Linked DNA regions of Mus musculus: regions 1, 2, 3, 4, 6 and 7 are each linked to region 5. A link is a loop called in an ENCODE intact Hi-C map of the cell type or tissue named here. Cell type or tissue: heart. All regions are shown on one strand.

Region 1 (4,000 bases), 690 kb after region 5:
CAGGGTCAAAGCAGAGGCTGGAGCACTCAGAGAAACATGAGGGGGGAGGTTGGTGGTGTAGGGGTGACAAGAACGAACCAGCCCCGGAAGGGAACAAAGAGGCTGAAGCTGAGCTGGGCCCTGGTGGCTCCAACCTGGAATTCCAGCATTTGGGTGACTAAGGCAGGGGGATAGCTGGAAGTCTGAGGCTAATCTGGGTTACACAGTATGAGGCTCTGTTCCAAATTGGCATCTCTGCTGGGCTGGGTGGGACAGGGCTGGGTCTGGGGTAAACGGAAAGTGGTTAGAGTCCCTGTGTTCCTAACGTTGTCCTACCCATCTGGGGAAGCTGCAAGAACAATCCAAGGCCAGTGCTGCTTTCTCCCAGTGACAGAGAAAGTATCGCCGGAAATTCCTTATCCTCACCAGATTGTAAAACAAGTGTTTTCTGCCCCCCTGGAGACCTTATCTTTTCTGCCTGTCCTTCCCAAGGCTCCCGACTCAACTGTGGGATGGGTGGGAAGGGGGTGGGGAGGGATGCCTTAGGACAGAAGTTAGTGTAACAGGCTCACTGGCTGTAGAGGACACTAAAGGACATCAGCCTGATGGGGGATGGGAGGGAGGTTTCTAACAGGGAGAGGGCTTTGATGTGGGATCAACTCCCCTTTCATAAGACAGCACAAATAAAGGGAAGCCTCTGAGAGGCTGCAGAGGGAAATCAAGTGGATGGAGAGTGCCCTCATGTGGCAGCCGGGGGTGTGTGCAGCCACAAAGCCTCAGCTTCCGCTTGGAATTTTATTCCTGGAACTCTGGGGCCTGGAGAGAAATAGCACCTCTTAACCACGTGTCTGAGTGAGACCCCGGGATGAGGACCAGTCCAGGACGAGGAGAGATCAACAAAGACTGAGAAACCACACCTCAGAGAGGGTGTGGGAGAAACCACAGGAAGGCCTGCTCCGGGACCATCCCCCCACCCCCACCCCCCTCTGTGTGATCAAAGCCGGCAAGAATTTCCAAGTCTCTAACCCTGATGCAGCAAACACTTATCTTCAAACCAACAGTGACACCGCTCTTTGCTTGAGGATAAATATCCTCAAAGAGAGCTGTCAAAAGGGCAGCTGGTGGGGTTCACTGAGGAGCCCCACATCTCCCTGTTCTGAGCACCCATCAGTCTCACCACAGCTGTCCCCACCCCTGTCTTTCCAAACTCAAGGTCTTCACTTCCTTGGAATAAAGCAAAAAAAACAAAACAAAAAAAAAAAAAACAAAAAACAAAAAACAAAAAAAAAACAAAAAACAAAAACAAAAAAACAAAAACAAAAACAAAAACAAAAAAACGGGTGATTATTTCTGGAATGTCTCTGTCTGCTTCCCATCTTCGGAAGCCAGGTGCAGCTACGGTCTGAGGAGACGGCTCAGTCGATACAGCGCTTGCCACACACACACAAGACCCTGAGTGTGAGGCCCAGAACCCACATACAAAAGTCAGGAGTGGTGTGTCAGCACTCAGGAGGCAGAGGGAGGTGGATCGGTGGCACACACTGGCCGGGAAGCCCAGCCTACTTGGTGAGGCTCAGGTCTCAAAAAAGGAAATACAAGGTGGATGGCCCATGAGAGGTGATGTGGGAGCAGTGTTAACTTCAAGGTTTGGGTCTGTCAAAGGAGAACATTTGTAGACAAATTTTCATGGGACGAAGAGCAGAAGCTCTCACTCTAGCTTAGTGGTGCATGGCAGTCAGCCCAGAAACTGGAAACAGAGGCAGGGAGAATCAAAGTTCAAGACCATCCTGGGCTGCATGTCTCAAAAACCAAACAAAACCAAGCAAAAACCAAGCAAAGGCTCAGCCGATGAAGTGCCTGCCCTGCAAGTTTGGGGACCCGGGTTCTGATCCCAGAACCCACACAGTGAAGTTTGTTGAGGTGAGCTTGTAATCCCAACACTCAGGAGACAGAGACAGGCGTGTGTTCCTGGGGCTCATCACCAGCCTGGCCTGCTAGGAGAACTCCAGGCCAATGAGAAACTCTGTCTCAAGTGAGATTTAAAGTTCCCTTCTGGCCTATATATGCACTGCACATGCACATGTGTGCATGTGTACACACACACACACACACACCACACACATGCACGCGCACACGTGTGCACACACATACACTCATGCATGGGGTGGAGAGTGAAATTTTAGTTACAAAGCCTATAAAGGAGTAGTGGATGTCTGACGTGCAGTGAGAATCATTTCAACCCTGAAGATTTGTTAGCCTTTCAGGCAACTTCTTCCATTTCCTGGGCTGATGACCTGCGTCCAGATCAGTTTTCAGGCAGATCAGCTCACTTTGGGCTCTGAACTAGTAAATCAGTCCTGTGTTCTGGTCAGTTAAACACAAAGCGGATTTACTGTCAGGCAGGATTTCCCAGCAGCCCCCGGAGATGCTGTGATTCAGGTTTCTGGGGAGAGCAGAGCAGTCAGATATCCTTCCCAGAGGCGCCTGCTTGAAGAACAGCTAGCGTGTGACTCAGGGTGCTCTGTGAGCCTCTGCGGTGGTGGTGGTGGGGGGGAGGGGGGCTGGTCTCACAGTGTTTGAGGGAGCCAGGAAGGGAAATGAACTTCCTCTCTCAGCTTCCTCCAGGAATTCCCAAAGAGACACGGAAGTTACATGGTTCACAAGTCCCCATTCAGAGCAGAGCATCTGGGACATAAAACAGTTACGTGAAGACCAGGCCTCACAATGGCTGAGAGAGTCACCTTCCAGCCAGTAATGGGATCCAGCAGTTTTACAAGCTAGTTGGAGGTACTCCCAGCCACTGAGGCCACCTTAGAGGGAAAGAGCTGTTTTTCTTCCAGTACCTTCTATGGTGTGCTCATGGAGTCCTAACCAGGCTCCCTTCCAATCTCAAAGTCAATATCTGCATTTGCTGTGGGTGGGAGGCTTCAGAACTTAACAGCCTTAAGAGCTAGAGACAGAAGTGACAGAAGTACACACGCCAAAGCTGCCTTAGGTGCCAAGGTGTTGGATCACAGGCTGCTAGGGGGACACCATGCTCTTAGATGCCCACTTCACAATCAGGTACAGTGCACCTGCTGAGAACGGGCTTCCTCCTGGCCAGATGCCAGGAAATGCCAAGGGTTGACTGCCAGGAAAGGTAAGCATAACTTTGTCCTTCTTTTCTAGGCAGAAGAAACCTGACACCGTGGAGTGACCTCCACAGAGAGCACTGTCCTGAATGCTGTACAAGAGTGTGTTTGCATGCATGTGTGCATATGTGTGCATGTGTGTACACATGTGTGCATTCATGTGTTTACATGTGTGTATACACACATGTGTGCATGTATGTGCATTCATGTGAGTATGCATGCATGCATATGTATATGTGCTTGTGTGTGCATGTGTGTACACATGTATGTCTTCATTCACGTGTGAATACATGTGTGTGTGCATGTGTGTGTGTAAAGAAAGTAGAGTATATTTATTCAGAGGAAACAAACAAAAGCAAAGCTCATGACTTTACTATGGGATAAAATAAGAGGCTTCCATTTGTTCTGAATTTAGCAGAAGAATATACCACCCTGCCTCTGGGAGGAGGATGTGGCAGTTCCAGGTCTGTGTCCTCCTGCCATTGAAGGCATCGTCTGAGAAAGCCGCTGTCCTAGATGACACTCATAAACTGCAGTCATGGCATGCACTAACTCGAGTTGAGTGGTGGATGCACACCTTTCCTTTTGAGTGTCTGCTTGCTTGTCTCTGGCTGGGGAAGCCCACTCTGATTGGTGCACATGCACATGAGACGGGAGGAGGTAAACACAGACTGTCTCTGCAGGACAGACTGGGTTTGAGTAGAGTGGGAAGGATGGGGCGGCGGGGAGGAAAGACCTCCAGGCACTGACATTTTCGACCAGGTGAGGATTGGTGATAGGGTCATAACATCAACCAGAGAACATTTCAGAGGTGGCTACATGACAAGGAAAATAGTGTCCTTTCTTTTAGGCTCCCTGAAAATCCCAACACACCTGTGGAAAAAAAAATA
Region 2 (4,000 bases), 260 kb after region 5:
CTGCCTTTGAACCCAAGCACACACAGTTCCCTAGCCGGGATCCAGATAGAAAGAAGCGTTGAGAAAAGGCTCCTTGTGAGACATTCTGGCGAGATTCCCGGTTCACACCCCAGTAAGTTCTTTACAGCTGAGTGTGGATGCTCAGATCACAGTGGACAGGGACAGGCGTAGTGTCTGATGGCACTGCTGCTCCAGGAACACAAGGCAGCTAACTGCGGTAAGATACACAGACTGGTGCTCACTGCCATGCAGGTAATGCCTCACTTGCCCTGGGAAGCACAGATGCCTGACTACAAGTGGGAGAGGGTCTGTTCTAGAACCAGACACTAACGTGTGCTCCACAGTCTGCTACCAGTCTCAGCTACTTGAAAGAGAAGTGACTGGCCTGCTTATTTATGCTTTTTAATTACCCTGCGTTATTGTAAACATTGCATTGTTAAACTCATTCACTCGTGTGGGGCACAGACAGTCCTGGTACACTGGTGGAGGGCAGTCTGTCTGTCTTCTCCAGGTCAGGTCATCAGGCTTAGCAGCTCCTGCTTTGCATTATTTTAAGAAGTGAATTAGGGAGGAGAACTTGGGAGGAGCAAAGCAAAGACGTGAACTCCTCACTGAGAAGGCACCGCTGACTTGAGTGTGAGGAGGCTGTCGCTGAGAGCTGCAGCTCTGTGTGGCAGAATGCAAGGCTTGATAGATGTGGTTGCAACCAATCTCTATCCATTTCTGGAGCAGACAGTCTGCCAGGCCGACCTGGACAGGGCATAGGCTGGAGGTCCTGGGCGAGGTAAGCAGTGTGGCCTCACTGGTTACCTTTGAGGGCCGGCTGTGTCCAGGTACCATGCTAGGCTCCTGTGTGTCACTTCCTGGCAGAGCCCTGACCCTGAAGGACAGTTACTGACCTACTCTTTATCACATCAGCACACAGGGACCCATTTGCATAAGCTAATGTAACAGGTCATAGCCAGAGCCAAGACCCGAGGGGAGCCAGCCTGGCTTTCAGAGCAACTCCAAGAACACAATGGCCCCCCACACCAGCCTCCTCAGCTCATTTGTCTCTGAAGGAATTGCTAGTGGCAAGGGCCAGGGCTGGGCTGCAGCTCTTGCCTAGAATGTGTGAGGCCCTGGGGTTCCACCCTCAGTACTATAAACAAACCAAACCTTGACATCCGAGGCAGCGGTGATGGCCACTCTACACCGGGCTGTTGGTGGACCACAGGAAGGGCTGTGGGGAGCAAATGAGCACCTGGAGTTGCACCAAAGCCTTCGTGGTTACTCACTCACCTTCCGTCTCCCCTCCTCCACTAAGGGGCTGTCCGGCAGCATCAACTTCAGAAAGTCATCTTTGGATAGGACATGCTGAGTTTCTGAAACAGAGTCTCCCACCACTGCCGGGTGCTGAGTGGCTGTGGACATGATGTCCATCTCACCATATATCCTGATGGAATAAACCAGAACACAGGTTCAGAGGAGCTGCAGTCTACCTATAAGCTGTCCCTTGGCAGTCAGATGAAAGTCCAGAAAGCATTTGAAACTGAGGGGATAGCTCAGTTAGTATGAACTCAGATTTTAAAAAAAGCCAGATTGGTGGTCAGCTTGGCACTGGAGAGACAGAGACAAGCAGATCTTTGGGCTCACTGCTCAGCCAGTCTAGACTTAGTAAGCTCCAGGCCAGTGACAGACACTATCTTCAAAATCACAATGGGGAGAGCCCAAGGCACATTAGTTAAGGTTATTCTTCAAGAGTCTGTGCAGGCTCCCATGAGCTGTGTGCGCAATCCTATGAGCTGTGTGTTCACAGGCACACACCGCACACACAGCCCACACCTACACCATGGCACGCTCCTCTAGCAGAGCACAAGTCAGGGTTTCTTGGGCTACTCTGAACAATACCAGACCTTCAGTTTTCCCTCCTTTTTTTTTTCACGAACATAGGATATCTGCCCCCCCACCCCCTACCTGCCAATCAAACCTCAAGAGTTCCACAAAACAAGCAGGCAGTGTTCCTGCTTCTGTGTTCTCTGACTGTGGGGTTGATGGTGCTCTTGGCCTTGAGACACCATGGAGACTACGCCACACCACCACCAGCTGTCACCACGACTCTACTGCAGGCAGCTTTCTGCATACAGAGTCAAAGACAGCAGAGCTTTATACTCTGCTACCAATAAAAGCCAAGGGCTACAGAGATGGCTTAGCAGGTGAAGGTCCTGCCTTCTCCGAGTTCAAGGTGAAGGGCCTGCCTTCTCCAAGTCCAAGCCTGATGAGCTGAGCTCCAGCCCAGGATTCCTATGGTAGAAGGAGGGGATCACTCGACACATGCCACCGCAGCTTCTGCACATCACCACAAGCATTAGCACCACGACTGCCATCACCACCGCCACTGCTGTCACCACCACCACCGTCACCATCAGAATAAAGTGAAGACTTTAAAGACGGAAACATAAATCCCAACATTTAAAGTGTTTAAAGCAGAGGCAAGAATGGAGCTGGCCCCATGGGTGAAATGCTTGCCTTGCACCCATCCCCAGCACACAGTAAACAGCTGAGCATGGTGGTCTGCACTTGTAACCTCAATGTTGGGCAGATGGAGACAGGAGGGTCACTGGGGCCCAAGGGCTGGCAAGTCACACTGGCCTGAGTTCCAGGTCAATGACAGGCCCTGTTCTCAAAGAAGGCAGGCAGCACCTGCAGGGCCTCATCAGAGGGTGTCCTCTGGACTCACATGACTGTACTCTGTGCTGGATGGTTTTATGTCAACTTGACACAAGCTGTAGTCATCTGAGAGAAATGATCCTTGACTGAGGAAATGCCTCCATGAGATCAGGCGTAAGGCATTTTCTTATTAGTGATCAATAGGGCGGGCTCAGCCTATTGTGGGTGGTACCATCCCTGGGCTGGTGGTCCTGGGTTCTGTAAGAAAGTAGGCTGAACAAGCCATGGGAAGCAAGCCAGTAAGCAACCTCTGCATCAGCTCCTGCCTCCAGGTTCCTGCCCCGTGTGGATTCCTGTCCTGACTTCCTTCAGTGATCAACAGTGATGTGGAAGTAGAAGCCAAACTCTTTTACTGTCCAATCTGCTTTTGGTCATGGTGTTTTATCACAGCAACAATAACCCTAACCAGGGGACAGACAGATGGACAGACAGAGATGGTAGGAAGGGTGTACAATGACTATGGTTATAGATTTACCTGGGGCATTCCGTCACTTCAGGTTCCTCGGGTGGTGGGCTACCTTCTGACTTTTTCCAGCCAATGACATATTTGTTTGCTGCTCCTTGTCTGTGGTAAGGCTTTGTCACCGCCCCAGGTGCCTGCTGACCGCCGCCGTGAGTGACAATGTAGACTTTGGAACTGTCCAGAGAGCCGGTGCTTTTGGAGCAGTGAGCTGAAGGGCTTCCTGAGTGCTGCGAGCCACTGTGAAGACAGCCAAAGGTGGCATCATAGCAGATACAGCAGTGACGTGTGGTCCCTGGCCACTGGGCTGGGAAGGCAGGTGACCTCTCTACCACATAGCTTGCTGGACGGGAAGCCTCTGTGTCCAGAGGCTCCCCACGCTCGGGTGTGGCAGGAGCAAGCTGAGAAATACAACTGGGGGAAATGCTACAGCAAAGAGCAGGCAAGCTGTAGGCCACTCAGTGACTCAAATTTCAACTCAGCTGCTCATGCCTCCAGTCTCATAAGTACAAAACCCTAGGCCAAAGAGGTGCTTCAGGCCAGCTCCTCATAGGCTTCTAGTCCCTTAGCCTGTCGTATTAATAGACAGCTGCTGTAGAAATCCCCCCCCCCCAACTCCCTTTCTTTGCCTAATGAAGGGCGTGCACTGAAGGCAAGTGTCCAAGAACACTGAACACTTTCCACTTAGCAGTAACACGAAACTCTTTGCTATACAGATTCCACGAGTCCCTGAGGTACCTTGACTCTTGACACCAGGTCTCTTACAAGTGGCCTGAACTTTGAAAAGATGCTGCAGGGCTACAAGACCCCAAGGTGGCTTTTACAGAATGC
Region 3 (4,000 bases), 52 kb after region 5:
CCTCCCAAGTGCTGGGATTAAAGGCGTGCACCACCACTGCCCAGCCAGCAGAAGCTCTTAAGGTGAGAGTATTTTGTTATAACTTTTATTTTAAAGTGTTTGTTGCTGCTCATCTCTGATCATGCCCAATTTATAAATCAAGATTTGTCACAGGTGTACATAAGAAAATACATAAGAAAAATTATTCTCCTTGGGTTTGATGCTCTCTGTGGTCTCAGGTGTGCACTGAAGTGTCCTGGAACATTGTCCCCATGGAGAAGCTGTTGTGAGCACTTAGCGTTTAGTGAGACCAGCATCTGTTGGGGGTCATGAGTGTCTTGAATCTTAAGATGATAGATTTGGGGGGGGGGGGCAAAATGATAGGACCAGAGACCAGTCTCATTGCCTGGTAGCTGGGAAGAAGAATCTGGGAGGGGTGAGAGATGAGTTCTGTCTTCTGGTGTAGTCACCTGATGGTGTGTATGTCTGAATCATGGCTTTCCAGCAAAGAAAAGAATGGATATTATTGCACATAACTTTCCAGAAGTGACTAAGAGTTTAAAGCAATGTCTGCCTGCCTAAAATCAGGTCTGTACATGAAGCAGTGGACTTGGCTCAGGACTCGAGTGCTCAGAGTGAGAGAGGCAGAGCGTGGAGGTCTGAGCCTGGAGTCTCTCTGCTTGGGCTCTGTCTCTGCTGCTGGTAGGCCATATTTTCTTATTCACTGAAACAATACCAGTAACAACATGGGCTGAGGATGGCTCACTGGGTAAAGTGCTTGCTGTCCAAGTGTGGGGCCCTGAGTTAAATTCCCAGCACCCACATAATAGGCTGGGCATGATAGGCATGCAGGTTTGTAATCCCAGCACCGGGGAGGTGGAGACAGAAGGGTCCCTGGGATTTGCTCTACTTGCCTAACTGGTGAGCTTCGGGGCAGTGAGAGACCCTGTTTCACAAAGAAACAACAACTGACTCTGTCCTCAATATGTATACACACACAAATGGTCTCCCTGTGCACACTTTTCTTACACACATGAACATGCATGCAAGCTCATACACATATACCTATACATACACACTCACATACACACACACACACACACACACACACACACACACACACACAAATAACAACGGCTATAAAAAATCAAGAGAGAACAATCAGAACTAACTTTTTAGTTGCATTAATGACCCTTCCTGTTATTATGGCCAAATGCCCAATAGATTCAGGAGAGGAAAGGACATCTTTGGCTCACTATTTCAGAGGGCTCAGATGGTCACGGTGAGGTGTGTGTGAGCAGAGCAGCCTGTGCCACCTTAGTTGCAGACTCTGTGCACTCGGTAAAGCCTAGCTCGTGCTGATCTCTGTGTCTCTGCCTTTCTGGAGACCACATCTCAAACAGCTTTTGCTAATCCAGTTTGCTCCCATTATCAGGAGGAGAACCGAGCAGTGAACTAGACATGTGCCTGAGGAGAGAAAGGTTTACCAAAGGGGACGTCTTGCTTGTGTTTGCTGGAAGGCTTTAGACCCCTGAGGCTCAGAGGTGTGCCGGTTAGGGGTCCCCTGGTGAAGGCGCTTTTGCCTTCCCGTCTTGCTTCTGGGGGGTGGCTATTGAAGTCCGGGGAATGATGTGTTTATCTTGAGGCAAAATGTTTCTTTGCTTTGCAGCTCCAGGTGTGTTTGGCTTTGCAGGGCTCTGTTGTGCGGGGCCACCCCACACTGGTTTGTTATTGAAGCATGACACCCTGGGGGCAGGCAATTGCTTTTCAATCCAAATCTTCCATGACAAATCATGGGCTTCTTACAGAGGTCCACGGGGGAAACGGTTTCAAAGCCTCTCCTTGCTTATCTGGCCAGCACAGTGATACGCATTTCGGAGGCACATTGTTCAGGGAGTGAACACCAGCCCTGTGGCTGAAGGTCCCTGCCAGGCTAAAAGCCATTACCTTCATTCTGCAGCCGAGTCCGTGAAGGCAAAACCCTTTGCTCGATGACGCTTTGTTCCAGAGGAAGTCAGCAGCCCAGCTAAGGCATGCGTGTGCACAGATTGTGAGAGCCCTTTCTTTTCTAGCGTCCTGGGAGTTCTCTGCCGAGTCTCACGCTGCTGTTGGCTCTGGTTTATAGATGGTTCCAACCTTGCACGGAAGCCAGGCAGAAGCTGGGGCAGGGGGTAGGGGGGCAGGGAACAGCATTCCAGGCTCCTGAACTGAAGGGGCACTGCCCGTGCTGTTCTGACCCCAATACCTTTGGGATCCTTTCTTTCCCGACTGTAGCCTGCCTGCCCACGCCAGCTGCTTTCTTGTTCTAATGAGTTTCCCTCCTGCCTAGTTCCCTGGACAGCATGACTCCCTCTGACTTCCCTCTGAGCTGTGTCCTTTCCAAGCCAGAGGCTGCCACCAAGCAAGCTAAAATAAGCCAGAGAGAAGCTGGCGCACCACAGAGGTATCCCACACCACACATTTAGCAACCAGAAAATCGCTACTGCTTTCTGCAAGCAAAGAATCCTGCAGCAAAGACAGCAGACACCTTAGCCTTGTCTCTTCTGAGGCTGGCATCCAGAATGCCAGGGCCACCCTTCCCCAGTCACCTCAGAATCATAGCTCACAGAAGACAGGCTGACAAAGGGGGAAAGTGTGACAAATTTATTTAATCAAAGTTTTATGAGACATGGGAGCCTTTAGAAATAGCTCAGGGGAAACTCTGTTTTTTTTTTGTTTTTGTTTTTGTTTTTGTTTTTGTTTTGTTGTTGTTGTTGTTTTTGTCTTTTCTTTGTGTTTGTTTGTTTAGGATGTCCTGGTTTGAGGGAGAATGGGCAGTGTTATGGTTTAGACAACAAACATCCCTCTGAAAGTTCATGTGTTAGGGCTTGGACCTTAGCCGGTGGCAATATTTTGAGAATCTGGGGAGATAGTGGGAGGGGGTGAGGGTGGCCTTTGGGGACACATTGTCTCTCACCCCTCCTTGTCTTGCTTTCTACTTCCTGACCATTGTACTTTGCATGTGACATGTTCCCTAAAGGCTCTCTAATTTGAACATTTGGTCCCCGGTGAGTGGCACAGTTTGGGAAGGCTGGAACCTTTAGCTGGCAGAGCCTCCTTGAGGAAGTAGGGTCACCGAGGACAAACTTTCTGAGTGTTGTATCTAGATCTTACTCCTTGTTCATTCTCTGCTCCCTAATTAGAGGTATGGTGTGACTAACCGACCTCCCACTCCTTCTACCATGTCCTCCTGGCCTATGGGAGCGAGAGGTGCCAACCACCAGTTACGCCCCTGTACCAGCAGAGAAAGGGAGCTGAGATGTAGGTACCATGCAGTCGTCCTTCTTTGCTTGTTGACTGTGGTTACAACGTGACCACCGAACACAAGCCCCTGGCCTCTGTGACCACCTCATCGGGAAAGACTATAGCCTTGACTTGTGGCGTAGAATGGACTCTTTCTCCCTTTAGTTGCTTCTCCTAATCTATTTTTACCACAACAACACACTAGAAACGAAAACACAAGGTAAGAAGATGAATGGTCATCTGTTCCTGCAAATTCCACGGCCATCAAGCCAAGCATCCCTGTGTTGAGTCCTCTTATCAATGAGCCCAGACAAACCCTTCATCTCTTTACACTGCGTAGGATGGATGCTGCATGCTTTGGTCACTGTGAGAACAGGGACCAGAAAGTGGGGGAAAGTAGAGACGGAGCCCACAAAGTTGCCCAGAATTCAGACTCTGTAGACCAGCATCAGAGTGCAGGTCTAACTTTATCATTTATTACATGAACTTATATGTAGCCTTTTAGCCAATTAGGGTACGTTTATGTATTCAAGGGCAAATCAGGGTGCAACCTGTGTTGTTTAGCCAAATTTGACTTGCCTGTCCGGGAGCCTGTAGGGGAGGGTCTAATCCCCTGTGGAGATAGATGTCTGTGAAGGCAGGGAAGCAGCCACAGCCCTGGCCTCTGGTCCTTTGTATTGTCTCGCTGGTATGCTGGGAGCCACATCAGATCATACACTGTGTACAGTGGATCAGTACT
Region 4 (4,000 bases), 550 kb after region 5:
GTGGCTTTTGTACACACAATTACATATATGCATGAACACACACACACACACACACACACACACACACGAGTCAAGATAACCAAATTTGAAATCAGTATTGTACTCACTTGCTGTGACCCTTTGATGCTAATTTACTACATATAAATCATTGAAACTATGTTGTTATTTCGTGGAAATTGTACCAAGTGAGCACTCATTCAATGAATTATCATATAGTGAACATACTACTGTCATCTCATTTTTTTTCTTTTAATGGATGAAGGATTTCCATCTAACTTGTTTTGGGGGCGAATGACTGTAATCCCAACACTGAGGAAGCTGAGGCAGGAGAAGCTTGAGCTAACCTGGGCTACAGAAAAGATCCTGTCTTAAAAAGAGAGAAGGAGAGGAAGAGGGAGAGTGCCCAAGGCCAAGCAGATCGATGTAGACATTTTCTTTGTTTCCTCCGGTATTGATTCTCTATGTCGATTCTGTCTCTGAGCTACCGAAAACAACCCAACTCCCAGAACGCCTTACAATTCCAGTCCCCTTGCCAGCGATGGAAAATTCTAGAGGGTTAATATTTAAAATGAATATTCTGGATACAAGAAGCACTTAGGATTCTATACATGTTGTCTCTCTGTGTAAGGTTCTCCCATGGGTTTGCTTTGCTTACATCAGCCATTCTCTGAGTCCATGCAGGTGCAAGATGCGGAAGGCAAGTTACCCATTGGGATAAGAAGTAATAATACTCCATTAGAGTAACACAGGGCTATAAACAACACTGAGATGACAGTGGCAGGTGTGGCTTGCCAATCTTTTTAGGTGATTTAAACAGCAGGAAACTGAGCTGTTAAACTGGCATATATTGCCTGCTGAAAGGAGTCCAAAAATGTGTGTGTGTGTGTGTGTGTGTGTGTGTGTGTGTGTGTGTGTGAATGTGTGTATGTATATTACATTCGCAAACCAATTAAAGGTAAGGATTCCTGGAAATGGCTTTCTCATCCAGAATGGAGGGTGACTGAGCACAAGCCCAACTGCACGCATGCTCGACTAGAAGGGTCTACAGGTACATCGCGGGCAAAAGCCACTGCCACTTCATTTGCTGGTGGAATGAGTCTCGAGGCTAACTGAGGTAAGGATCCACTTTCTCTGGGTAAGGCAGTTGTGGGTTGATAGACAAGTGTGGAGGTATGGAGCAGAGATGAGGGATTCGGTGCATGGCTGGGGATAGGAAGTCCGCCTGCATCAGAGGTCTGCAACGTGGGCAAGCTTGAAAACCTCCTGCAAACAGGTTCAAGTTCTCCGGACCAATGCCAGTTACTCCAGTCTAAAGGAGGCCATCGCTTTGGGCCAAGCTGCTGTGTGAGCCCCTAGCAGTCCAGATCGGGCCAAAATGGAATCAAGGCACTATCACTAAGATGACCATCAAACTGGCTTTGAAAAAACTGTTTTGGGCTAGTTTCCCCCGAGCATGGGCGTCCCAGTCAGCTGAATGAAGTCAGTGAGGAAGTTCTTTTTCAGCAATGGAAGGGGAGAACTCTGCGGAGAGAAGCCTCGCTTTTGCTCTTGTTTCTGCTTTCCACAACTCTTTCTGCCGTTTCTGCCGCTCAGGTCAGGTCACTGGAAGCTCCTTCTACTTCCAGGTTGCAATAAAAAAGCTTAATCAGATCTTTAGACTCTTACTACCTTGTCTCAGATATTCATCTCGGGAGGTGGAGGCCAGGATAAATTGAGGTTAGCTGTTCTCCAGCTGACTGCTCCGCAGCCAAGTGAACATTGTACACGGAGTTCAAATCCCACCAACGGCTGCTCCTTCAAGGAGGGTTTCTATTGCTACATAGGAGCTCACTTGCAGCCTGAGGTGAGGGTCTCAGGGACAGAACTCAGATACTTAAGTAGCAACGGCCAAGTATCTGGAATTTCCACGAATGCATCCGTGCAGACACCTCACGTGAGTCTGGCACATAGGACTGTTCCCAGACCTTACAGCCAGCCACTGCCACATAGCACCAGGAGTAGGGAAGAATGCGCGTGCGCCTTGTGTGTCGGGAAGGGGGGGGGGGGAGCGTTGGAAACGCATGCGCGACCACGGGGCGGGGCGGTGCTTTCCCTGCCGACAGGGGCGTGGCCTTCAGCGTAAGGGGTGGAGCCTGGCCGCCCATTCTGACCCCCGACCGCCCCGCTCTGGACCACCCCGCACCCAGACCCCCACGCACATGTCGCGGCACGTGTTCCTCACCGGGCCTCCAGGTGACCCAGAGCCTGCGGGACTTGGCGGGGAGGTAGAGCGCCTGGACCTCTGTCCGGTCTCCGGCCTGGCTTGGTGTATCGCAACCCGGCGAGAGGGAAGGCCAGGAGGACTGGGGAGCACCGGTTACATGTCCCCAAGGACCGGTTGTCACCCGGGTCTCGCGCCACTGAGGCCCAGGTGTACTCTGTAGACTTTAGAGTCAGTTGAACAGGCAGAGGCTTTGGGGAGGAGCAGGGGGCCGCAGTTGGAGGCGCGCCGGCCTTGCACAGCATGCCCTGCATTTGAAATCAGGGTGCAGTTGGGTCCCCAGCTTCCTGCTGTAGGGTTCACCCGGAGCCATCATCAATACCTATGTTCATAAGAGGTTTAGTGAACACCGGACTCACAGGCTTTCCCCTCCTCCCCGAGGAGAACCTGGGAGTACTGTCAGTCCCGGATTTGCACCTCTACACCCCTGCCTCCTGTCTCAAGAGTTAGTAATGCTTCGCCCCTTGCGCTACAGGCCCCACTCCAGTGTGTCTCACTAACATCCCAAAGGGTTTGGCTTTCTAAGCCCCTCTCCAGCAAGTTAGCGAGACTTTTAAAAAGAAAGCACCCTTTGTCAGCACCACTGCCTCTCAGCCTCTTCCTAAATATTGACCAGCATCTGTAAGTCATCTCAGAGGGGGCTTTGCTCAGCTGGTTTTTTTTTTTTTTGGTTTGGTTTTTGAGACAGGGTTTCTCTGTGTAGCCCTGGCTGTCTTGGAACTCACTCTGTAGACCAGGCTGGCCCCAACTCAGAAATCCACCTGCCTCTGCCTACCAAGTGCTGGGATTAAAGGCATGGGCCACCACTGTCTGGCTTGCTCAGCTGTTTTTAACATAACAATCCCTGTGAGGAGATAGCCTCTGGGTCAAGAGCTCTTGGGCTGCTGTGTGTTGTCTGTTTGGAAATACGGATATATGGAGTTTGAAAGTTGCATTTATTTACGTATGTGAGTGTGTGCGCAGGTGTGGAGGTCAGAGGACAACTTTGAGGAGTTGGTTCTTGTTGCCCCATTGAGCCGTCTTGCTGGCCCATAAATATACTCCCCTCCCCTTATAATAAAAGTGCTGCCTGCTTGGTATGAGAGCTAAAGTGAAATGTTAAAGTGACAGGCTTTTTGTTGGTGGTGGGGTGTGTGTATGTGTGCAGTGTTTGGGATGTAAATAATAAAAGACAAAAAGCGGGGGTAGCCCCAGGGAACTCCACCCTCAGGAGCTAAGTGTGGGACCTTTGTTCCTTATTGTTCTAGGCCACAAACATCTGCTGTTGGCACATACATACTTTTGCTTAAAATCCATAAGGATTATGCTGCAACCCTCTGGCCCACCACCACTGACCCACCTTCACAGCCAGGCTTCATGCCCTATAAAGGCTTAACGACCTCCCCACACAGTACCATCTGCCTGATCAGACACAAGAGTGGCTGGAGGGATGCTTTAGATTTAAACCAGAACAGAGGGTAAATCTAGGAGTGAAGGAGGTCCCAGATATGTCCTGGGACTGCATTAGAAGTAAGTAAACTTCATGCCGCCGCCTGCCTCTGCTGGGGTGGAAAATCCCTCACACCTGGAGCAATCTGGCAGGCAGTGACATTTGCAGCCCGTCCTGTTTGCAGCTATTGCTTTTTTGCAGGCCAGATGGGCTTGACAAGGTAAAACTTCTTGACCCCTCTTCTTCCTTTGTCTCTTTCAGGGGTTGGCAAAACAACCTTGATCCAGAAAGCCATCGAGGTCCTGCAGTCC
Region 5 (4,000 bases):
CTCTTGCTGGCCCAGCTCCATATTATATTTTGGTGAAAACAACCAAACTTCTTTTTTTTTCAGGTTTGAAATAATTATTATTGTTATTTATAGTTAGTCCATTGATAAAAATTTGACCATTAGGATTGGGATCTTGGTCTGAACTAGTCTCTTCTGGAAGTTTTTCAGTGTATCTAGTTGGGGACAACGCCATGTGTGGGGATAGAGCAGAGCCAGTCCTGTGTCTACCCATGTCCCTGGGACCATCACTGAAACTGAGAGAGACACCTGTGAGGCCCTGTGCCAGAGAAGAACTTGAGGCTAGAGAATGTCTATTAACCCAGAGAGGGCCCAGGTCCCCCAGACAGTTCCATGCAAGTCCAGTCTGGTGAGCCAGTGAGTCTATCAGGGTTACATGCATGGGGCACAGAGACTGAGGGGCTGAAGAATTCCCACCCTGTCGTGGGCGAGGACTCTCAGAAGCTGCACTTCTGCAGTTCCTCATAGACTGATGAGTCTCCTCTAGTGGGCAGTTGTTGGTTGATGATACAGCCTTGAGAAGGAGCCTGGGAGTCCTGTAGGTTTCACGAGTTTCCCTGCTCCTTGTAAGAGGAAATTTAAAAAAGATTTATCTTAAGTTTAAGAGTGTGTGTGTGTGTGTGTGTGTGTGTGAGAGAGAGAGAGAGAGAGAGAGAGAGAGAGAGAGAGAATGAATGAGTTCTCCAGCACGTGAGTTCAGGTATCATGGAAGCCAGAAGGGGGCATCAGAAACCCTGGAGCTAGAATTATAGGTGGTTGTGAGCTTCCTGATCCGGATACTGAGAACAGAACTCATGTCTTCTGCAAGAGCAGTAGGTGCTCTTCTCTGCTGGGCTGGCTCTCCAGCCCGGAGGGAATGCCTGAGTAACATTCTGTGTATGTGCCCAGTAAGCTTTCCCAGAACTGAGTCTGTGTGACACTCCTTGTCTGCCTCTGAAGCATATTTACTACTCTCAGTCTTCATGTCTGGAAAGACCCCTGAGCACCCTGAGCATACAGGCCAGTTACCGTCTCCACACTGGCTTGTGTCTCTATCACCGTGTAAGGGAAGCTGACAGAGCGAAAAGATCCCAGAGACTCACACAGAAGGGGGTCGATCAAGTCTTTGTCCGGTTATAACTTCCTTTTGAGGCAGGGTCTTTCTCCGTAGTCTTGACTGTCCTAGAGCTTGTTACGTAGGTCAGGCTGGACTCAAACTCACAGAGATTCCCTGCCTCCTGAGTGCTGGGATCAAAGGTGTACACCACCACTGCCCAGACCAAGAATCTTTAGTCCAGTGAGCACTGGGATGTCTTAAAAGAGTAATACTACTAAGGATGATGAATCTTTCAAGAGAAAGTTATCTTTTCACCTAATATATACTTGTGTTGGCATAGCAGTACACAGCTTGGCATGCCTGCCTAGCCCTGCAGGCCACACACACTGAATTTCTGCTTCCTCCTCACAGCTCTGCGTTCCTCAGGCACCTCCCCTTGTGATCCAGTCTCTCTTTTACAAACAGTGCACAGAACCTCTACGGGTGAGGGGCAGCTCTGGGCCAGTGGTCCCTTTGTCCCGAAGTTATATACAGGATCTTCTCAAGATGTGGGCCACTGGAGGGAGATGCCATCTTAGAGGATGGGAAGTCTGACCTGGCTGCTGGCTTCTCAGCCAGATCTTAGAAGAAGAGGCAGGAAGAAGGATGGTAGGAAACTACAAAGAAAAAAAAAAGGGAAGAAAACACAACTCTACCCGAGCTACCGTGCTCTGCACGGACTGGACTCCCCTTGTAACCCGGGTGAAGGATTGTAACTAAGTTGTGATTAAAACCAGGAGTGAGAAGGGTTGTAAATAAGTTGTAATTAGAGCCAGGAGTGAACTCTCAGGAAGGGATCAGGAGCAGCGCCACCCGGACTATGGCCACAAGAGGGCGCTGTGGTGAAGCTCACCAGCCGAGGCTCTCGCTGCTGCTGGGAGCCAGTCACAGAGAAACTCCAAGAGAGGGGCATTCTGGGAGCTCGTCTGTCACCTTGAGAGACTCAATCTTTCTCTTGTAAAACACAGAATAAAGTAACAGATACATCAGCACAGCTGCATGCCTTTTGAGCATCCTCTCCATCCTGGCTCTTGGCTCTGAGCGGTTGTGCCGGGTCCTGTACCCTCTGCGCACCTGCCTTGAGACATCTATCTTCTTAACAGGCTTGATGACAAGGGATATTTTATTTAAACCCTCTTTCAGAACCTTACATTGCTTTTCCACTTGTCTAGTTGGTCGTCAATTGACCTGTCCTTGTGGCAGGAAGTGAAGATTTAAAGAAAGATTGACGAAGATGCCTTTGCGGCTCCTGTTCGGCACAGACTTGGGTCGATGCCTTTGAGGTTCCCTGTACAGAGGACTCTGTACAGTGAGTGGTTGGAGCTGCGTTTAAAAGGTAATAATAGAGGCATGAGCCAGGCACCAAGGAGAAGCTCAAAGCTCCCGTGCCAGCCGCGGGGAACCCCAAACTGATTGCTTTAATTAATTAGGCTGCTGGCAGAGCTGTGGGGCAGGAGGAATTCATCTCCAAGCCTGGTAAAAGGCTGAGGACGCTGGGTCTCAGGCACTCAGCCCTGCAGTTCATGGTTGTTGTTGTTGTTGTGTGACCCACTGGCTGGCTGTTTTCCTCTCCTACAGTGCTGTTAGATTTTCTTAGAAAGTAAGTTACTTATTTGACCTGTGTGTGTGTGTGGGGGGGGGTGTATATATGTAGGGGTTCATGTGACATGGCACATGCATGTGAGCCATCCTGCTGGCCCTAGGAACAAAGATTTTTAAGCCCTCCCAGAGGATGATCATTTCTATTGAAGTAGGAATCCAGGTGAGGCAGCAATGAGAATAGGGGTGTGGCTTAATGTGGGTGTGGCTTAGTGTAGGGGTGTGACCTAATGTGGGTGTGGCTTAGTAAAGACTTGTCTTTGTGGCCATTAACCCTCACATTGCCAACATGGCTTAGACTGTCTTTGGAAGGGGAACAGGAGACTTCAGAATCCACTGTCACAGTCTGTCACTGGGCTTCAGGGAGGGTTCTCCCAGGCCCACCGAGTTCTAAGATCCCTGTATAGGTGGCTGTGATTAAGATGGGACAGACTCAAACTCAAGATGCCACACATCACACATCGTGGGGAGTAGAGCGTTTTGAAGGCAGCCATGTGCCACTGGCTGAGCTCCAGGATGGGCAGAGAAGTGAGTTCCTAAACTCCAGACCCTCTGCCACCCCCTCTACATGGGGCTCCTTCCCTCCTCATAGATCCTTCCACTGCCGGCACCAACGATGACCCCTTTCTATCTTAGTTATATGGTATGTTTCTGTGTGTGTGTGTGTGTGCATGTGTATTTTAGTGTGTGTTCATGTGTGTTTCAGTGTGTGTGTGTGTGTGTGAAGGTGTAGTGTATATATGTATGTGTGTATGTGTGCATGTCTGTCAGTGTGTATGTGAAGATATGTGTATGTGTGTGTGTGGTGTGTGTGTAGTGGTGTGGTATCTGGGGTCATGGGGATGGCAAGCAATGCTCAAATGTTTTAGGTCACCCAATGGCATCTATTCAATAGACACCTTTGCCTGCCACCCTGGTAACCCAAGACCATAGGTTCCATAGCTATCTGGCCCCTAAGCATTCCTGAGCAGATACCAGGGACCCCCTGGTTGTTTTAGATCATGTATCAGGTAACTGTGTGGATAGCAACTGAGCCTTCGCTCACTGAGAGACTCATGAAGTAGCCATTGGCCCAGGCATGGGGGTGTCTTTGTCTAGCAGGTGTTATTGATCTGTTAGCCCATGGGTGAGCTCAGGAAGGCTATGAACATTGCCCAACATATTTGTAGATGTCAGTGTTGTATTGCAACTTGGAAAGTCGGGTGCTCTTAGTAGAAGGATCAGTACCCATCTCTCAGAAAGACGCTGTCATGTTTACTTTTGTACTTGACCCCTCAGTGCATTGAATTATACAGGTATTTTACCTCC
Region 6 (4,000 bases), 110 kb after region 5:
ATTGGTTGTATATACACAAATGTATGGTTAATTTTAAAATGGGCTGTTGAGAATTATATTTTTGTTTCAGAAGATTATCTTTTAAGATAGAATCCATATAAAATAAATCACATATACCACATATACCACACACACACATGCTACATACACATATACCACACACATGCACATATACCACATACACACACTTCTCACATACACACTCACACACATATACCTCACACACTCACACCTACACCACACACACATGCCACACACACATACACTTCCCACATACACATACACACATATATACCACACACACACACACCACACATACACTTCCCACATACACACTCACATATATACCACAAACACACTTTCCACACACACACGTACCACACATGCACTTCCCACATACACACTCACACCCACACACATGCACATACAGTACACTTACATACCTCCTCCCCAACAGAACTAAACATAGGGTTGCCATCTGACCACAGAACTCATTCAAAGTGTAGTGAGAACTCTGGAATTTTGGTTTCTTTCAAAACACAGAAATATTGCAAATATTGTAAGGATGCGTTTTCATTTTAATCCCAGGTGTGGGATGTGGGGCTGCTTTGGACTGTCCACAGCAGCTGACTATGATTTGCCTCATGCTCTAGCAGAGCTGTGGTTTTGCCAGCTGCAGATAGTTTCTGTCATTGTGTGGTGTTTGGAATTCTGGGAACTTTTCCGAGGGTCTATAAATGCTAGGGCCCTGACAGGCTGTGCTTATTTTTGCCTGTGCACTGAGTTCTTATTGTGATAAGTCTAATTCTCAGGAGCCTGTACTTCTAATGGCTGCACTGGAGTGTTTTTAGCCCTCGCCTGGGATGGCAGTCCCTGCTTTGGCCACTAGGATGTGGTCATTCCTCCCTACACCACCACACTTCTGCTCCCCACTCCAGCCTAGAACAAGGGGCCTGTTGTCTGGTTCTGTCCTCCTCAGCATCCTGAGCCAAGGCCAGGAAAGAAAGCACAGCCTAGCCTCCACAGGAGCATGTACAAACTCTGTGGAGGTGGGAAGGGTCCCTGGGCTCTCCTCTCTGGATGCAACGTAAGTCTCTTCCTTGTTAAAAGTTTAAACAGCAATTGTAAAGCATCAGATTTAGGACGAATGCTTTTCCATGCACAGTCTGCCCTCTGCAGACCTCAGATCTCCGGGCCCGCTAGGTTAGCGTTAGCTGTGGCCTGGAACCCATTTCCTTTGCAGACTGTCACTAGTAGTTGGAGATTGTCCCTGTGAGATAAAGGAGCCTGTGCATGTGGCATGTCACATCATCTCTCTAGTCACTTTCCACAGTGTCCCCGTCTGTGGTGTATGCATAGAGATGTATAGGTACACACGTGTACACATATCTGCATGCTGGTGAATCACTCAGCATAACTGTTTTTAACTGTTTAACTTCCCAGGACACTGGGAGTTGCTCCGGAGACAGAGGCAGGAGGGGTCGTCTCTAAATTGCCACAGAATGACCCAAGGGAACAGGCTACTCCACTCTTTTCCCCTAAGCAATCTGTTTTCTGCTCAGGATAACTGAAGCCTCCAAGTCCCTCCCTGCGCCCGCCCTGCTCCAGTACCCCGCCCACTTTCCACCGGGCTCTGTTCATTTGGAAGGCTCGTGACCAGTGTGCGAGTTCATTATATTATCACCTGACCCTTCATCCCTGGCATCTGACAGCCTCATTTCCCGGAGCTCTCTTTTCTTCCAGTCTCAAGTTGATGTCTCAAGAGCCCTGTGGGCCTCAAACCAGATTCACAATTTCTTGATTTATTTCCCACCCATGGGCCTAGATAAATACTTCTAATTTTAGACGGGAAGTTCTTAATTTCCCCTTAAAAAGATATTATACTCCGTCCATTTCCCTGAAAGGAAGGCCCTGGCGCTTTCTAAGAAACTTTATAATAAAGGATTAAAACAGTAACTAGAAAACAAAGCAAAACAAGCCAGGAATTCCTCCGCTGGGAATTCCGCACTCCTGAGGGTTCTGACACGAGGCTTTTCTAAGAAGGGACCAGCATCTGGAACCCGCAGTACGCAGTGTCTGGCGCTGGGAAGGCTGTCCTAGAAGCAGTCTTTACACGCTGGCTTTAATGGAATCTCGGACTCCTGCAGGGGCTGCTTGTGTAAAACACACACAGAGAAAAAATCTTCTAAACAGAGGCAGGATGAAGGGAGTTCGTTGTTGAGCCTGACTTATTATGAATTTCATTCTCGTTTCCAGAACGCATGTATCTGGCTCTTGCCAGGGACACAGTTTGTGTTTGGGGCTCGCTAAGCGCTCTGAGAAGTCCCAAGTGAGTGTCTGAAAGCTTCATAGCGGAGGAGACTTGACTTTGGTTAGGGATCAAGTTCTCTGGCCTTGCCCAGCGTGGGAATCAGACAGCCGGATCTGGAAAATTGTGTTGAAGGTCAGACAGTAACCGGTAGTTCTAGCTCCAGGGAACCCAACACCCTCTTCTGGTCTCCATAGGCAACTACACTCATGTGCACACACATGTGAACAGAATTAAAGATAAAAGTGATGAAGGTAGAGGCAGAATGTCGGTTGGTGGTGGAGCGATTACCTAGCGTGCCCAAGGCTGGAGGACTCTCTAAGAGTCAGGGAAATTATATTGATGGTGGACTCAGAGCATGAAGACCACACAGCTGGCCTGCATTCTCCTCTTCTATAGTCTGACTGAAATATTTTATATCAAATATGACTTTACTGTTTTCTAGAATATTTCCCTCAGAAAAAGAAAAGAAAGCAATAAATCAGATGTGGAAACAAGGACACGATAGAAACCAACTGCAGGGACCTGGTGGCCCGCAGACTGGGGACAATCCCAAGACCCTGGGGTTTTGGTTGCTGCTGTCTGATTCCCACACTGGACAGGGCAAGAGCACTTGACCCACGCCAGCTGAATGCTGGCTCTTGTTTCCCACCGGCTGTGGAATTTGCAGACACTCTTTTCTGGCTTCCCAGAGGGGCTGGGGAGCCTCCAGCATGTGCTGTGACATTTATAACTCCCTCTGGAATTTCCATGTCCCCAGCCCTCGCCCAGCCCAGGGATGAATCATGGATTCTTAGACCAGCGAAGCCATTTTGGAAACAGCTGCCAAGGAGCAAATGCAGTCAAAAATAGCTCTCACTCCCTGAAAAATGAATGGCTTATTTTAAGAAGAAAGGGTGGCTTGAATCTGTCCTGCTTGCATCTTTATCTCCTGGGCACAGGGCCAGGGCATCCGAGAAAGGCTTGCCTGTCAAAGGGAATGGCACCTGCAGTGACATAGTGGTGCCCACGATGGGGCTACCATCTCTGGGCCAGGGCCAAGGGGTGAGGTATGAGCCGTCCTCCTGAGACCTGCATCCCAGGAGGCCTGGACCGTTAGGTATGAAGTTCTGCTTCCCTGGTAGGCCTGACATGCATTGCTTTCTTGTGGTTGTGGCCAAACATCCAACAGAATTCAGCAAGGAGCAGCTGGCAGTCAGGATGCAGCAAAGAGCTAATCAGGCAGGAAGTGGGAGCACTCAGGCAGGAAGTGGGAGCAGGCTATTGCTCAGAAGCCAAATGCCCATGCTCTTATACCTACCAGCTAGTCTTTAAGTCTAGAAGGTTCCACAGTGTTCCTCAAACAGCACCGCCAGGTGAAGACCAAATGTTCAAACACATGGGGACATTTCACTTTCAAACACTTCAGACCACTGGTCCTTGTCGTAGACTTGTGGGGTGGGCACAGTAGCTAGACGCATACAAGAGGAAGGCACTGGGCTTTGTTCCATCCTTCAAAGGGAAGTTAAGCTCTCCTGCTGCAGATGAATGGGTGATGGTGTCTTAGCTTAAGCTGTCAGGGAAGAAACTTCACTTGGCGTCAGGGTGATAGTTCCCCCCTCCCCCATTGTATTTGTCCTTGTGTTGTGAGGCACTGTAGCCAAAGATGCATGAAGGACTGATGTCAATCCTGCTGTGCTGTGTACTATGTGA
Region 7 (4,000 bases), 380 kb after region 5:
CTTCTTCTCACCCGAAAAAGAAGCACTTGTGTAGGTTCAGGAAGAGAATCTAGACCTCGGGTTTTTGTAGTCTACAAGGCTTGACTTCATATTTTACTTAAGTAAACAAGTATGGTCAGTCCATGTTCTCTTAGGACTCACGGTGTCTTTGTAAAGACACATATCTAAAACTACCTCCACATTGAGGTCAGAAGTTTAAAGACAAGCCAAGGTTCTCTAAAGCTGGGGTTAACAAGTACTGGTGGAGCCAAGGGTGAGAAGCAGGTCCATGTAAACAGAAGCACAGTTGGGAGGCCTGTGCACGGCCTTGTCAAGCCAGCTTCAATTACCAGATAATAATGATTTGTACTAACACCTGTTTCAGAAATAGATCTTCAAGTGTATCCAACCAACTGTCCCTTTTATCTCAGGTGAAGAGGATTCCCCAAACTCTGGAAAAGTGACTAAGCTCAGGTATCAAAGAGCCCATGCATTATCATACGGGGAGAGGGGTTGCACCTTCCAAATGTATACTCCATAGCTTTGACCAAGATGATGATCCCACTAACGAAGCTAGAAGTTACAGCGCTAAAGCAAACGCTCTTGGCGAGAGCCTAATATTTTACAATAACAAAATCATGCTCTAAAAACTATACACTTAAGCCAGACAGTGCAATTCTCAGCCGCACTCCCAGGCAGAAGCTCCACCTCCACCTCCTAACTGGATGCTGTGTTGTGCTCTCTCCATCCTCCGGAGGAAATGTCTACAGGGCTTCTTATGCAAGTTCACCTCACCCCATCTATAGGTAGCACGTGGGTACTGAGGGAAGCCCTTCCTGTTTGCTATGTTCCCCAGACATTTACCCAGTTGGGGTCCCCCCCCTTTAGCTATTTATGAATACACTTTAATTTAGAACATACAAATTTAACGTTATAATTTAAGCCAGCCAAACCACAAGAAATAACTATAAAGCCAAATTTCAATTTCTTCAGCTAATAAGCCTGCCTACCACCAGGGCAAGACTTGGGCTACCTGTGATGTTTTACTTGTAGAACAAAAGTAAGGAAAATGAATTGGGGTGGAGCAGAGCACACCTGTCATCCAAGCCAATCATGAGGCAGGGGACCACAAGTTCAAAGTCTGTTTGAGCTATAGCGTGAGGTCAGCCTAGGCAGCTTAGTGAGCCTCTTTCAAAATAATAGTAAATGGCTCACTGTTTTGAAATAACAATAAATGAGGCTGGGAATGTAGCTTTGTGGTAGGGTGCTTGTCTATCATACCCAAGCCTATAGGTTTAATTCCCAAATCCGACCCCCTGAAAAAAAAAAGTACTTAACCCAGAATGTAAGAATCTGCTGTGGCCACTGATCGGTTAACTAGAGGCACTAGTTTAATGACTAGACTGTACTAGTCATTAAAAAGCCGTGCTGGGAAGAGACAAGCCAGATCTCACCAGGGGAGAAGGAAACGCAGAGGTCCGTGACACAACCCTCAGTATGACTCAGGCAGACGCACTCAGCTACAGATCTTCCTCAAATGCTGCCGGTCAACCCTTAGGCATGAACAGCCTCACACGCGCCCAAAACTGAAGATAGACTATTCTTCCCCCCTCCCAACCACCCTCCACCCCCTGCAATAGATCCCATTGCTGCCTGTTCCGGAAACCGCTCCAGCTAGCCATAAACAGCATGTCGAAATCTATGCAGCTCTTATCACCAAACCCACCCAAGAACTCCACATTCTCCAAAGACATCAAGACCTCCGCGATGCAGAGCCCAGTAACAAGCAGCTCGCTCATTCGTAGTCACCTCTGGTCGCTAGAGATCAAAGCCCACTTTCCATATTTGAAAAAAGAAATATAATAACCAGTTTAAGCCTTACAGGGGAGTACTATGTTTCAAATAAAGCAGCAGTTTGGGATAGTTTCTTCCTTTCATTCCAATTTGTAAGACGTTAAATAAATAAATAAATCCCAGCCTAGACTGCAGACGCAGGAAACTCAAGCGGGCAGCGGACTAAAATGCCTGTCATAAGAAAGCCATCTAGTGTTAAAGTTTAGAAGTGAAACCGCAGACAAAAGGAACATTTCTGGGACTATTTTGAAGTTACTGGGGAAAACCAATGAGAATAACCAAGACGCCCCGTTTTCTGCGGATGACTTGGGTTTTGGGGTGTTCTGCATTCTGCCTTTCCCCCTCGCTGTTTGGCCTTCTTTCTCAAAGCCATCCTTGCGCAGACCGAGGCAACTCCAAGCAGAACCCGAAGCGCCTAAGACCTGTTTTGACCAAAATCAGGTATCGCCCAGCCCCAATTCGTGAGGACGCACTTGCTGTCCGTTCGCCCGTGCTGACGTTGGCCCGGACTGAATTAATGTAGCCGAAGATGGTTAATGACGACAAACGTCTCCCCAAGGGGTGACGCCAAGTTGTCCTCGGCTTTCGCTCTCCGGGAGACGAGCCGAAATTGATTCTCGGGATTCTGCGACCAGGCTCAAATGAATGTGCCGGCGCTGCCGGTCGCTTCCCGACCGCGGTCCTCACCCGCGGAGACGCGAGCCCGCGCGTACAAAGGAGCGGGAGTCCCGGGGGAGCGGCCCGCAAGTTGCGCGCAGCCGGGCAGGTCCGGTCCCTGCGCCCTGCACCCCGCACCCCCCGGCACGCACCTCGGAGCCGCGGTCCTCTGGACCCCGCCAGGGCCGGCGCGCAGAAGCCAGGGCCTCGCCGCCCGCCGCCGTCCCGCGCTACCCATGGGCGCGCTCCCCGCGCGGCCGTTGCGCCCGCGGCTCGAGCTGTCGCCAGGCGCCGCGCTGCGTCCTCGGCCGCCCGGCTCCGTCTGCAGCCGGCTCCCGCCGCCGCCGCCCGCCCCGGCACCGCCCCCACGCGCTCCGCCCCCGCCTATTGGCCGGTGCCCCGAAAGACCCCACCCCGAGCGCGCCGCCCCCTCTCATTGGCCGGTGGCCGGACGGTCCCCGCCCCTAAAGCTCCGCCCACGCCCATTGGCCAACCGGACAGGCCCCGCCCCGAGCGCTCCGCCCACGCCCATTGGCGCGCCTCCTGGCCAGACTCGCCCCTCGCGGTCGGGCGCGCGCGAGCGCGAGCGTCCTCGGAGAGCGATTCTCCAGGTCGCGGCGAGCGCGAGGCCTCGGCTTACGGGGACAGGCGGCCGGCTTCGGAGTGCTCGCGAGCCCGGGTGCCCTCGGAACGACCGGTGCTCTCCGGGTGTGGACTCTCATTCGTACATGCTCGCACCATGTCCGGACCCTTGAGAGTCACCACGGCCTGGCGAAGCCCGAGGGACGGACTTGACGCAAAAGTGCAAGCTGTAGTCGCGCGGGCCGGGGAACCTGAGCCAGGAGCGATGCACGAGCGGGCCCACGCCTGCTCTCGGTGTTCCGGCCCTGTCTACCCCCTTTACCCCCAACCGCCGGGAGCCTCACCTGCGGCCGGCTGCAGAAGAGCGGCGTTGGGCTCTATTTTGAGATGCACGGGCAGGAGGAGTAAATAAGGCCGGAGCAGGTGGCAGAGCTGGCTCCACCTTACGTCCCCAGAGTCCTGAAATGGTTTGTTTGGGACTTTGAACTCCTCCCTGGAAGAGATAATGTTAATAATGTTATCTCTCCTTCCCTGTCGCAGTGCTTCCTACTACGAGCACACATCCTGGTGAAGTTTAAACAGTGGGTCCCCACCCAAGCTGCATTTCTCTGCGTGCACATTGTCCAATCTCTTATATATCATTTTAAATACAGGTGTAATGCGTAGGAATGGGCCTTGTAAAACATGCCAGCAACCTGTATATGACATTATGCTCCTGAGATTTCCAGGTTTTGAGGTCTTTCTGGATGGTCTCCCTATACCTACCGTTTGCAGAAGTTGTGTATGCATTCCACAAACATGAAGTCTGAGAAAAGTCCTGTGCTGCAGTGCTTTCTGGGAAACTTTTTACCAGACCCTGCTCTGTGCTTGGGGGTGAGGTGGGGGAGGGGGCAGATTAAACCGGGGCAGAGACTGTGGAATACAGCGC

The links. Hi-C counts contacts between places; a loop is a spot of excess contacts. Peaks named below come from ENCODE experiments on the same cell type or tissue, not always from the same donor. Only the 100,000 strongest peaks of a DNase experiment are listed, where the experiment ranks them.
Region 1: it touches region 5 in a loop (2.9-fold over the local background); 30 of 42 quality-filtered maps call a loop at or near these places.
Region 2: a loop joins it to region 5, with 2.6 times the contacts of the local background. A loop is called at or near these places in 6 of 42 quality-filtered maps.
Region 3: it touches region 5 in a loop (2.6-fold over the local background); 8 of 42 quality-filtered maps call a loop at or near these places.
Region 4: a loop joins it to region 5, with 2.5 times the contacts of the local background. A loop is called at or near these places in 4 of 42 quality-filtered maps.
Region 6: it touches region 5 in a loop (4-fold over the local background); 12 of 42 quality-filtered maps call a loop at or near these places.
Region 7: it touches region 5 in a loop (7-fold over the local background); 31 of 42 quality-filtered maps call a loop at or near these places.

The regions. Positions count from the first base shown.
Region 1 is chr8:125,870,289-125,874,288 of GRCm38, forward strand. The region is part of intron 8 of Pcnx2 (pecanex homolog 2); the gene reads right to left. Among named protein-coding and RNA genes, the nearest start is that of Gm46061, 20 kb to the left of the region's middle. In heart, no CTCF peak of the experiment used is centred here; no DNase peak of the experiment used is centred here; H3K4me3 peaks cover 656 bases; H3K27ac peaks cover 1,907 bases.
Region 2 is chr8:125,441,302-125,445,301 of GRCm38, forward strand. Sipa1l2 (signal-induced proliferation-associated 1 like 2) reads right to left here. Exons shown (of 22, transcript NM_001357372.1): 16 at 3,185-3,409; 17 at 1,282-1,435. Among named protein-coding and RNA genes, the nearest start is that of Gm30713, 57 kb to the left of the region's middle. In heart, a CTCF peak has its summit at 2,104; a DNase peak (open chromatin) is centred at 3,550; H3K27ac peaks cover 641 bases.
Region 3 is chr8:125,234,394-125,238,393 of GRCm38, forward strand. All of the region lies in intron 11 of Disc1 (disrupted in schizophrenia 1), which reads left to right. Among named protein-coding and RNA genes, the nearest start is that of Gm30713, 150 kb to the right of the region's middle. In heart, no CTCF peak of the experiment used is centred here; a DNase peak (open chromatin) is centred at 2,208; H3K4me3 peaks cover 1,031 bases; H3K27ac peaks cover 1,329 bases.
Region 4 is chr8:125,732,118-125,736,117 of GRCm38, forward strand. It overlaps Ntpcr (nucleoside-triphosphatase, cancer-related), which reads left to right and starts at 2,086. Exons shown (of 5, transcript NM_025636.5): 1 at 2,086-2,232; 2 at 3,951-4,000. The coding sequence starts at 2,199. In heart, no CTCF peak of the experiment used is centred here; a DNase peak (open chromatin) is centred at 2,154; H3K4me3 peaks cover 1,181 bases; H3K27ac peaks cover 2,169 bases.
Region 5 is chr8:125,182,171-125,186,170 of GRCm38, forward strand. All of the region lies in intron 9 of Disc1 (disrupted in schizophrenia 1), which reads left to right. Among named protein-coding and RNA genes, the nearest start is that of Disc1, 130 kb to the left of the region's middle. In heart, no CTCF peak of the experiment used is centred here; a DNase peak (open chromatin) is centred at 1,961; H3K27ac peaks cover 2,100 bases.
Region 6 is chr8:125,290,056-125,294,055 of GRCm38, forward strand. No RefSeq gene overlaps it. Among named protein-coding and RNA genes, the nearest start is that of Gm30713, 94 kb to the right of the region's middle. In heart, CTCF peaks have their summits at 887 and 2,497 (motif pointing left); DNase peaks (open chromatin) are centred at 1,646, 2,066 and 3,076; H3K27ac peaks cover 3,366 bases.
Region 7 is chr8:125,567,013-125,571,012 of GRCm38, forward strand. It overlaps Sipa1l2 (signal-induced proliferation-associated 1 like 2), which reads right to left and starts at 2,851. Exons shown (of 22, transcript NM_001357372.1): 1 at 2,643-2,851. In heart, CTCF peaks have their summits at 798, 2,025 and 3,060; DNase peaks (open chromatin) are centred at 1,649, 1,949, 2,349 and 2,969; H3K4me3 peaks cover 3,802 bases; H3K27ac peaks cover 2,479 bases.